2 separate regions of the Homo sapiens genome follow, and region 1 is linked to region 2. A link is a contact called in ENCODE Hi-C or POLR2A ChIA-PET data. All regions are on one chromosome and are shown on one strand. Each heading gives the region's core, a stretch centred on a gene start or an enhancer-like site at or near the end of the contact. The rest is flanking DNA. Distances are from core to core; before and after follow the strand shown.

Evidence for each region. Hi-C counts contacts between places; a loop is a spot of excess contacts on that map. ChIA-PET counts read pairs that join two places held with the same protein, here RNA polymerase II (POLR2A). Pooled maps may share reads with other maps.
Region 1: a pooled map shows a loop between it and region 2 (2.9-fold over the local background). The contact joins the promoter of DHX9 here to the enhancer-like site in region 2. A Hi-C loop is called at or near these places in 3 of 50 pooled maps. POLR2A ChIA-PET finds 5 or more read pairs at or near these places in 2 of 52 experiments (GM12878 and T-cell).

The regions. Positions count from the first base shown.
Region 1 is chr1:182,836,376-182,841,866 of GRCh38, reverse strand. DHX9 (DExH-box helicase 9) reads right to left here and starts at 2,520. Exons shown (of 28, transcript NM_001357.5): 1 at 2,411-2,520. DHX9-AS1 (DHX9 antisense RNA 1) reads left to right here and starts at 2,276. Exons shown (of 2, transcript NR_148933.1): 1 at 2,276-2,555; 2 at 3,933-5,491. RefSeq lists a silencer at 2,201-2,630 and an enhancer at 2,054-2,895.
Region 2 is chr1:181,395,105-181,400,854 of GRCh38, reverse strand. It overlaps a transcript of CACNA1E not described here. Among named protein-coding and RNA genes, the nearest start is that of CACNA1E, 86 kb to the left of the region's middle. RefSeq lists an enhancer at 2,233-2,342. Within about 2 kb of position 4,319, at least 2 of the 41 ENCODE cell types and tissues checked have a DNase peak (open chromatin) inside an H3K27ac peak, as active enhancers do.

The DNA of each region.
Region 1 (5,491 bases), core at 1,271-3,770, 1.4 Mb before region 2:
GCCTTTTTATTAAAATTTGAGGATATTAAAGTTTTCTTGAAGTGCAACAAGTCTATAAAATACCACAAGATATGGAGCCTATCAGTCTAAATGCTGAGTCTAAACTGTAAGCAAGATATGAGACCACATTTATAACCAGAGAAAATAAAATATGCTATGAATTTAGTTTGCTGTGAGAAGAAATCCCATTACCAGCATTAAACCGTCTGCTTCACGTTTCACGTTTGATGCATTTTGTTAGCACCTAAGTCTAACGTCATCAAACTGCACCCCTAGCATAAATTTGTTACGTCTGAGTGGCCACAGTCTAACTCTGGTCATCCATTTGGCGAAGGGAATGTCCTATTAACAAAAAAGCCGTGGAAAGCTGAAAATGTTTATCTGGAAATTCCACCTCGTGAATAATTAAACAACAAGCCCTCATGGTGAATGAGTAATATGAAATACGAAGGACTATACTATCAAACTCCTGTCTCCCTAGTCTCTTACAACCCCATAATGTTCAATACCAACTACATGCTATCGATGCCCAAATACATATATTTAAACTTTAGTCTTTTCTCTCTTTTTTTTTTTGAGACGGAGTCTCGTTCTGTCGCTCAGGCTGGAGTGCAGGGGCGAGATCTTGGCTCACTGCAACCTCCGCCTCCCAGGTTCAAGCGATTCTCCTGCCTCAGCCTCCCGAGTAGCTGGGACAACAGGCGCCCGCCACCACGCCCAGCTAATTTTTTGTATTTTTAGTAGACACGGGGTTTCACCGTGTTGGCCAGGATGGTCTTGATCTCCTGACCTCTTGATCGGCCCGCCTCAACCTCCCGAAGTGCTGGATTACAGGCGTCAGCCACCGCGCCCGCCCGTCGTTTCTCTTTAAAGTCCAAAATTAAGTTCATCCAACTGTGGCACTAACTCACCCATTTGCATGCTAACTTGGCATCTCAGTCAAAACAGAATTTTAAATTTCCCCTCAAATCTGTTCCAACACCCTACCCCTACATTTCGGTTTCCATAAACGGTACGACATCCACCAAGTTACTCCTGGCACAAGTTGAGAGTCGTCCACTCCCTTAAGATTCTCCATAGCTATCCCTTGTAGAACCCTTAATGTGTGTCAAACAATATCCATAATAGATCATCTAAATGGAACTATTTTACTTAATCCTTAGTAACCTTGTACAGGTAAGATCACTATCCCTTTAGAGAAGGGGAAACTGAGACAAAGAATATCTTGCTTCAGGAAGACAGAGCTCCTAATTATAAGAGCAAGAATTCGGGCGGGCGCGGAGGCTCACGCCTGTAATCCCAGCACTTTGGTAGGCCAAGGCAGGCGGATCACGAGGTCGAGAGATCGAGACCATCCTGGCCAACATGATGAAACCCCGTCTCTACTAAAAATACAAAAATTAGCTGGGCGTGGTGGCGCGCGCCTGTAGTCCCAGCTACTCCGGAGGCTGAGGCAGGAGAATCACTTGAACCCGGGAGACCGACGTTGCTGTGAGCCGCCATCGCGCCACTGCACTCCAGTCTGGCGACAGAGCGAGACTCTTGCAAAAAAAAAAAAAAAAAAAAAGGCGCAAGAATTCCAGAAAACGTAGCCTGACTCCAGATCTACTACCTTCCACCACTACGCATTTCTGCTTCAAAATACGTCCCCTATCCATTCGTTTCTCCCCATCTCTCCTGCCACCACTACTGCACACCCGGGCTAGTGAAATATTGTCCTACACGGTTTTTGTTTCCACTCTTGCCACCCTAAAACCCATTCTCCTTTGAAGGCCTTCTCGCCACACTCCAGTCACATGGCCTGCTTTCAGCTCCCGCCCAGTTTCTGCCCTTAAGCGATAACTAATCCCTTCCGCTTCTGCAGGCTCTGCTTTTCCTTCGCGTTGGCCGAGGTTATCAGCTCAAAGCCTCCCTCCTTCGAGACGCCTTACCTCGCTATACTAGCCAAAGGCGCTCTCCCTTTACATTCTTCAATTTTTTTTCCTCTACCCACAAGGCCTGCACGACGGCGCCAGTTATTCGTGGCTTGAATGAATGAAGAGCCCTAGGCCAGTGGCGCCCCGGCGGCAACCACCACAGGCGAAGCACCCCCTTCCCTCAGCCGCCGCGGTGCCCCGGCGTACGCAGGCCAGAGGAGGAAGCGCGCTTTGCCTGCTAGAGGCAGCAGCGGGAAACGCTGGGCGGAGGAGAGGGGAGGGGGCCACAGGCTGCCCGGACGGCGCAAGCGCATCGCGGCGAGGCGCGCACGCAACCCGCAATCCGGGGACCCGCGGGCGGCTCGTCCCTTCCCCCACCCCCAGCCGCCGCCGCCGCCCGCGCTTCGCAACAAAGCCGGCTGCGGAGCCATGGTCCACGGCGCCCGCCCGCGACCCCGCCGCCCCGCATGGTAGCCGGAACGTCTCTCCCTTACCAGCCTTCGCTTCCTGGTGCCCAGCTCTTAGGACCGTGTGTGACTCTGGCCTTCTACCGAGACAACAGAGAAACGCACAGCAACTCGCATGGAGGAATCGGCGAAATGGCTCCGACCGCGGCGCTAGGGGGCGGGGCCAGCGAGCGTACGCATGCGCAGAGCGCGTGCCAGGGCGGGGGATGGCGAGGGCGCGCCAATGGAGGGGGCGGGGCTCAGCAACCTCGCGGCGCGGAAGGGTTTCGTTGCTAGGGAGATGGGCTGAGCCGGGCGGGCATCGCGCCAGACCTGCTACTCTGGATAATCCACTCTCCTGGATAATCCACTACCCTGGATAATCGGCTGCCCGCTTTTGCGCATGTTAGGGAGTTGACGGCCTGTAGCATTCTGATGCAGCAAAATATTTCGCAGGGTCTGTCATAGGGATCTCCGGTGAGAGGAGGTTCCCTTCGAAGGCAGAACTGGAAACCTTGCTGCTAACTTGGTAGGGTTGTTGAGATAATTACATGAGATGGCATATGAAGGGCGGCTTAGTTCAATACCTGGCATGTAGTAGGTGTTCAGTGGGCGTAGTTACCGGATTGATTCAGATAGTCTGAACGCCAGTGTCTCTTGAAAGAAATAAACTGGCCGGGCGTGGTGACTGTAATCCCAGCACTTTGGGAGGCCGAGGTGGGCGAATCACTTGGGGTCAGGAGTTTGAGACCAGCCTGGCCAGCGTGGTGAAACCCCGTTTCTACTAAAAAAAAAAAAAAAAATACAAAAATTAGCCGGGCATGGGGGCGGGCGCCTGCAATCCCAGCTGCTTGGGTGGCTGGGCGGGCTCCTGCAATCCCAGCTACTCGGGAGGCTGAGGCAGGAGAATCGCTTGAACCCCGGGGTCGGGGGCGGAGGCGGAGGTTGCAGTGGGCCGAGATCACGCCATTTTCTGGGCGAGAGAGCGAGACTCCGTCTCAAAAAAAAAAAAAAAAACCATGAAAGAAATAAGCTCAGTGAAGGCGGGCATTCTGCCTGGCTAACGCAGGTCGCTCCTTGCCGTGCCTGGAACATTACTGTAAGTGCTCAGCAAACTACTTTAAGGTAGGAATAAAATCTGCAAGGTTGCTTTTGTTTAAATTGGATAACCTTTTGTGTTCCAAGTCTTTGGAGTAATTTTGTGTTCCAAGTCTTTGGAATAATTGTGTCCTTAATTATTATACTAGTCACTGTTAAATTTTGAAACTCCAGTGCGTCCCATGAAGGTAATGATACAAAACATTTCCAGCTGGGATTGTTCCAGGGAATCCAGACTAATCAATTATCTGGGCTCATTATATCTATGGATCTTTATTTTTCACCTCTTTCCTTATGTTTTTCTTAATCCTTCTAGCTGATAGTGATCACTCCCTTTAAAACTGTCATTCTTAAAATCAGAACAACATAGTTTATCATTTACTTATTATTTTCTTCATGTGATTGTTCTCCTTAATTAAGAATAAAATCATTGAAGGAAAGACCTTAATTTTTTTTTTTTTGTACCCTTCAGGGTGTTGAAAGCAGCAGGGGCCTAGAAGACATTAAACCGATACCACAGAAATACAAAGGATCATTAGAGACTATTATGAACAACTATATGCCAACAAATTGGAAACCAAATGGAAATGGATAAATTCCTGAACAGATACAACTTACCAAAATTGGACCAAGAAGAAATAGAAAACCTGAAAAGACCAACTATGAGTAATGAGATTAAATCAGTAATATAGAGTCTCCCATCAAAGAAAAGTCCAGGCCCTGATGGCTTCACTGCTGAATTCTACTGAACAGTTAAAGAAGAACTCATACCAGTTCTCAAACTCATCCTGTGAGGGCAGCATTACCCTGATACCAAAACTAGATATGGACACAAGAAAAAAAATCTATAGGCCAGTATCCCTGATGAACATAGATGCAAGAATCCTCAACAAGACCAGGTGTGGTGGTTCATGCCTGTAATCCCAGCACTTTGGGAGGCCAAGGCAGGTGGATCACCTGAGGTCAGGAATTTGAGACCAGCCTGGCCAACATGGCAAAACCCTGTCTGTACTAAAAATACAAAAATTAGCCGGGCAAGGTGGCGTGTGCCTGTAATCCTAGCTACTTGGGAGGCTGAGGCAGGAGAATTGCTTGAACCTGGAGGGAGGAGGGGCAGAAGTTGCAGCGAGCTCAGATCGTCCCACTGCACTCCAGCCTGGGTGACAGAGTGAGACTCCATCTCAAAATAAGTAAATAAATAAAGAGACTCAACTAGCATAAATGAATTGCAAGTGTTTTATAGTATATAATGAGCACAACAAAAGTATCAATATATTACATGGAAATACATTTTTCAAAGCTGGATCTTTAGCTTCCAAGGATTAAGGAGAATTTTGTTACTGAGTTGGTTCTTAATTTAGGCTCTGCACCTGAGACCTAGAGTCCCCTGGGATTTGGGTCCGAGGACTGGCATTACCTTTGTAGGTGGCTCTTGGCAACTAGCACTGTCTAAGATCTTAACATTTGCAAATGAAGCCTTAAAACATGTCCCAAAAGTATGGAAAGTGGGCCGATTTCAACACAACCATTACCTGTTCCTGGTAGCTGACCAACTAGGAGATTTCAGAGGTCAAGTGGGACAGAGCAGGGTAGGGAATTTTTTTTTAAGCTTTATTATAAAACAGGTAACTTTGTCCCTATCTTAAGAATTTGGAACTGAGGCTATAGGTCACTCAATGATCAAATAATGAAAGGTCTGCTTCAACTGGACTACTTAATATTTCACATTTACCTTTTTGACTAGAAATAACTGATGAAAGTTCACTTAGTTTGGTGGGAAATAAGAGATACAAAGATATCTTCTCCAGGATGAGACTCCCAAAAGCAAATGTTCTCTGAGTACCTCTGTCGCTCAAATTTAAGCCCTTTGGAGTTCCTTTGAGCATGGTTCTGCCCTCATATTTCTGATCACTCCCTCTAGACTCCTACTCAACTTCTCTTCCTCTGTGTGCACTCCAATTGCAAGTCACACCCAGGTTCTGTTCTTAGCACTCTATATACCCTCTACCTGGAGAGTCTTATTCTTCTATA
Region 2 (5,750 bases), core at 3,070-5,569:
ACAGCAAAGCGTGACCCTCTCAAACCCTGGACAGAGACAGCTTTGCAAAGTGCCTGATCAATAGGAGCTCAATGTACCCCAAGGGAAAACACAGGCCATCAGGACTGGGGAGAGGCAGAGAGAGAGAGCCCGTGATGGCCACTCCCTATCCCTAAAGCTCCTGTGTCTCCTGAGTGGTGCAGGAGGCTCTCTGAAGATTTCCTGTCTTCAGCACACGACCTTGAGCCAAAGAGGGGCACGGGGACCTTGCCAATGGTCCTAAAGGGGTCTCGAGGCTTGGGCAAGGAGGAGACAGGGTTCATGTATCAGGAGACAAGAGGCTTGGTAGGGCATGGGGATGCTTCAGCAGCTGATGTGGTGGGGGAGAGGTGTCAATGCCCACAGACAAGGAGGGCCCTCTTCCCTGCAGCCACGGCCAGTCTGCAGCCTCCCCAGAGGGTCTGCAGCCCAGATGCCCCACCCCAACGTCAGGCCACATAAACTTCAGGAAAGGAGGGGTAGCAGGCAGCTGACTGTATATACATCAAAGGAATGATATATATAATCAAAAGAATGATAAATCATCAGTTAACTAGAAAACCTCTGGCTAGAAATAAGGTAAAACATAAATTTAAAAAGATCAAGTTGTTTTCCACTAAAGTGGCTGGAAACTCAGAAATCTAGCAAGATCCTGGAAATAATGAATGCTAGATTTTTATAACCTGAGTTTTGTGAAGCAAATTCAAATCTGCTTCACGATGTACCCCTGGTGGGGGGGAACACTGAGATATAGCATAGAACTACAGTAGATCAGATTCCCTATTATTTATCTGGGTCACCTGTACTATTCATCCTTCAAAACATTTAAGGCTAAAATTTAGCAATGAAGGTCTTAAATGTTCAAGGTTACCACTTAGGGCCTCACCTGTAATTTTTACAGTTTAAATGTCCATTACTATGGCATGGGTTTTGTTAGCTTCATCCCAGGCAATGATATCCATGAAATTGTGATTTGTTGTACTAATTGTATTTTTACTATTTTAACAGTAAATTCCTTACCAAAGAAAATCATCAAGCATACCACCCTGTGGGAAACATCTAACAAGTCACACTTTGGGAAACACTGTCCTCACTGGCACGTAGTATCTACATAATATTAAACAGTCATCTCAGGTGTTAATGCTGAACATGAGGTGAGAACATTAAAGATCCCCCGAGCTATCTTCCCAGTCCTGCTGGAGTCAGCTCGATCACATTCCCTCCACAGTCATTCAGTCTTTGAACACCTCCGTTGACAGGGATTTCACTATTTCATTACCACCCTCTTTCCCCCACCACCCAAGCAACTATTCCAACTTTAGATAGCTCTATTAGGATGATCTTTCTTACTCTGAGCTGAAATCAATGTGTGTCAACACAGAAATCAGTGGTCTGTAAGTAAACACAATTCATTCACCTGTGGCCACCTGGGACAATCTAGAAAAAGAGGATGTAATCAGCAATAAAAACAATGAAGAGAGGCCAAAAATCAATGTATCTCCTGTCAGAATAGCTCTACGGAAATAACTCAGTGTTTTCTAAATTGACTTAGAAGACCACAAGATTTTTCATTTGCTTTTTTTTTTTCCTTCTACCTCTTTTCCTTTAAAAAAAAAAAAACTCTCTAAACTTTCTTCCCTGTGAAAAGCTAATTGTAACTTTCCTGCAAGCCATTACTCAGGTTATTTTGGGAAGAATCAACTCCTACAACTTCAGAGGAAGGACGGAAAGGTCACAATACTGGGAAGAATCAAAGGATTGAGGGGATGTGGTGGGGGGACTCACTGAAGGACCCAGGTTCATGTGAGGCAGAGGAGATTCTCCCTAATATTTATGTCCTCATAGTGTAGACAGAATTTCTGAAGTGACCTTCTACACAGCAGCATTGCCTGGAAGGGAGGAAGGGAGCTCTGTTTCCAGTTGGATCTCCATTGCCTTTTGCCTTTTGATTCAAGCTGAAAGGCTGATTTTTAGGGATGGGGCTACAGATTTCAAAGGGGTGTTGGTTTTCGCTTGATGAAGTCAAAGCCAGTGGAAACTATGACTATAGTAGGTCCAGCTGCACTGCTCAGACCTCGTTTCTGAAAGTGAGACAGGATGGAAAGTGGTCATAGTGAAAGGTGACCAGGTTGGGTGGGGGTGACAGAGCAATGCTGGTGCTTCATGGAAGCCAGTCCTCCTTTAGCTCATGGAGGGAGGGCACTCCGCACACCCTGCTCCAGCTGCCAGGAGGTGCCTCCAGAGTTCCTGCGCTTTGAATCAGCTTTTCTGGCCCTTCTTGCCCTTCTTCCAGCCCTGGCTTTGCAATTTACTGGCTTAATATCCTTGAGCAAGTCAGCCAACCTCTCTGGGCCTCAGTTTTCTCATCTGTAATATGGAGATAATTGTCCTTTCCTCCAATAGATTTATTATGAGGGTTAAATAAAATAAAGTGTGAGCATGCACTTCCTAAGCTACAAAGCTTATGGAAGAAATTGATGTGATCTTAATCTAATTTAAGGTTTTGGCACCAAAAATAGGTGCAAAGTTTTGTTTTTATTTTGTTTTGCCTTGTTTGTGTTTTTCTGGAAATGGTGATAAAGGGAGAGCTGGTCCTTGCACGTCAAGACTCTTCAGAGAAGGAAGGGAAATTAAACTGCCCCTCCTCTCAGCCAAGGCATCTGGGTAGAGCCTGTGGCTTTCATAGATGTTCAGATGGCAGCAGTTTCATTTTACAATTGACCTCAGAAGAGACAGAGGTTGAAGCAACAGCAGAGGGCTGAGCTTCAGAGTGGGGACAGGAGAAAGAGGCGGCTTCCCCAGGCAGACACTAGCTTAATAAGGTGACATTTGCACATTAGCAGCAGGCTGGCTAATTGATTTGTTCCTGTTACAGGAGCATCTGTCTCTGCAAAAAGGCGATGGCCACCAGCTCTGGCACAGTTGCTAGGAGAGTGTCCAGGATCTCTCAGGTCATTTTTTGCCCTAGCCAATAGGGTAAAAGCATTTTGAGAACCAGGAGAATGCCAATGAGAACTGACTGGAGTACAAGAAGGGTAAGGGCTACATGTGGAATCCCCAGGGCTGCGGAGCTCAGCAGGGAGAGGGAAGGACAAGACGGGATGAGGGGGAGGGACACCAGGTCCTGGAGCTGGATTCTAAGCATCGCTGATGTAGCCCATACAAAAGTTTTTCTCACTTTCCTCCTTTTTCCTGGAGTCTTCCTAGTGACGTGATGAGAGGCTGAAACACCCCACCCTGTCCAGGCGCAGTGGCTCATACCTGTAATCCCAGCACTTTGGGAGGCCGAGGCAGGCGGATCACTCGAGGCCAGTTCGAGACCAGCCTGGCCAACACGGTGAAACCCCGTCTCTACTAAAAATACAAAAATTAGCCTGGTGTGGTGACGCATGCCTGTAATCCCAGCTACTTGGAAGGCTGAGGCAGGAGAATCACTTGAACCCGGTAGGTGGAGGTTGCAGTGAGCTAAGATCGTGCCACTGCACTCCGGCCTGGAAATAAACAAAAAACTCACCGAGGCAGGGGCCTGGGTTTTGTAAGGGTTCAGGACAGAGTTCCCATCCACCATTATTGTGGTGAGACGTAGTAATAGAAGAGAATTCTATAATGTGAGGCCTGCTGGGAGCATGGGAGGCATCAGTGAGGACTGATGCTCTTGACCCTCCCAGAGACATTCTGAGAGCTCCTGTAGACCTCTGCCCTTTTTTACTGTGAAGGTCTGTTTGGTTGCCTCTAGAATTCCCTCATCTGGTGGCAGAAAACCCACCTATCTTCAGGGCTTGGAACTACCCTACAAAGCAGGTCTGCAGCTTGCAAGGGAGTCCCAGCTGTTCCATTGGCCAGGTTCGCTGCAGAGGTGTTCAAACCAGGCATCTTCTGCAGGCTGGACAGATGTGTTCTACTCTTAAAATAAAGTAGCTCCAGTCTTTACCCAAGTCCCAGAAGAAGAAGTAGTTAATGGAAATAATTTTCCCAATTTTAAGATTTCTCTCCTGTGATTTATTTTCCTTAAACTCTTGAGATCTGATACCTCTTGTCTCTATAAGAATGTAGTGGGTAATTTTATCTGTTTTAGCGTAAACTATTTATTCTGGGTTGAGGGAATCTCTGTTTCTATGTTATTCCACATTGTTCTACTCAGGACCAGGCTCCAGCAATTACCTTTCTCTTCTGCGTCATCAATTTTTCACTCGTTGGATTACTCCTATCAATGTGCAAACATACTGTTGTTTCTCTCATCTTAGAAAAACCACTTCCTTCATCAGCTATTTCCTGATTTCTTTGTTCTCCTTTGTGACAAACTCTTCAAAAGAGTCATTTCTATTCACTGTCTCAGTTCTCCTCCTCCCATCCCTTCTTACACCAACTTTGATCAAACTTTTCTCCCCACGCTTTTGTTAAGGTTATCAATGCCCTCCACATTGCTAAACCCAATGACCAATTGTTCTTGTCATGCTTGATGTGGTAGCCAGCTTCCAAGATGACCCCACCTCCTGGGATGTTCACCTTTGTGCGGTCCCCTCCCACACTGTACCAGGGTTGGTCTGTGTAACCAAGAACATTCAGAGGTGATGGCATGACACTACCACAGTTAGGTACAAAAGACTGTGGCTTCCGTCTGGGGTGCTCTCCTGCAGTCTGTCTCCCTCTTGGGCCACTTGCTGTGGGGGAAGCCAGATGCTATGTCATGAGGCCACTCAGATGGCCTACATGGCCAGGAAATAGGGTGCCAAGAACTGCAAGAGTGAGTTTGGAATGGGATTCTCCAGCCCCAGTTGACCCTAGAGATGACTGCGGCCACAGCTAACAACTTAATTTCAACCCGCAAGAGATCATGAGTCAGGACTAGCCACCTTAGCAACTCCTAGATTCCTAAGTCTTGGAAACTTTGTGAGATAATACATTTTTGTTGTTTTAAGCTGCTAAGTTTTTGAGTGATTTGTTACACAATGATAGATAGCAAATACACTTGACTCATCACATTATTTGACATAATTGATCACTCTTGCCCCCTTGAAACACTTTCTTCATCTGGCTTCCACGACATCACACTCTCCTGGTTTTCCTTCGACCTCATGGATCACTTCTCAACTTCCTTTGCTGGCTTTTCTTCTTCTGCCTCGATTCTTTAAGCTGGAGGCCCTCATGCCGCTCTTAACCCCAGCTGCTCTTCAAACGCACAAACCCAGGAGGAGGTTCTTGGTACCTGCTTGTTGAAAGTTCCAAATATTTTTTCCAAATACTTGAAATGTAATGGTTTTTAAAGTCTTGAGTCCAAATGAGTACTCACTGCCCCCATCAGAAAAGATGGTGACCTCATCCAGTCATGTGATTTGAATTACCATATATGTTGTCAACTCCAAAATTTATAACTCAGCTCAGACCTTTCTCCCAAATTTCTGACTCATATAACCAGGTGCCTCCATGACTTCTCTACTTGGATATATAACATACAACTCAAATTCAACATGCCCAAGTGTGAACTCCTAACTTTTCCCACCCAAGCCTGCTTCACAATCTCCTTCTGAATTGACGGCAGCTCTGTCCTTCTGGTTGCTCAAGCTGTCCTTGACTCCTATACTTCTCATTCCCCATATCCAATCATCAGTGAATGCTATTAAATCTACCTACAAGATATATAAAAAGATCGAGTCACTTCTCACCATCCACTGCTACCATCCTGGTACAAGCCACCATCATCTCTCATCTGGACACAGCAACAACCTTCTAAC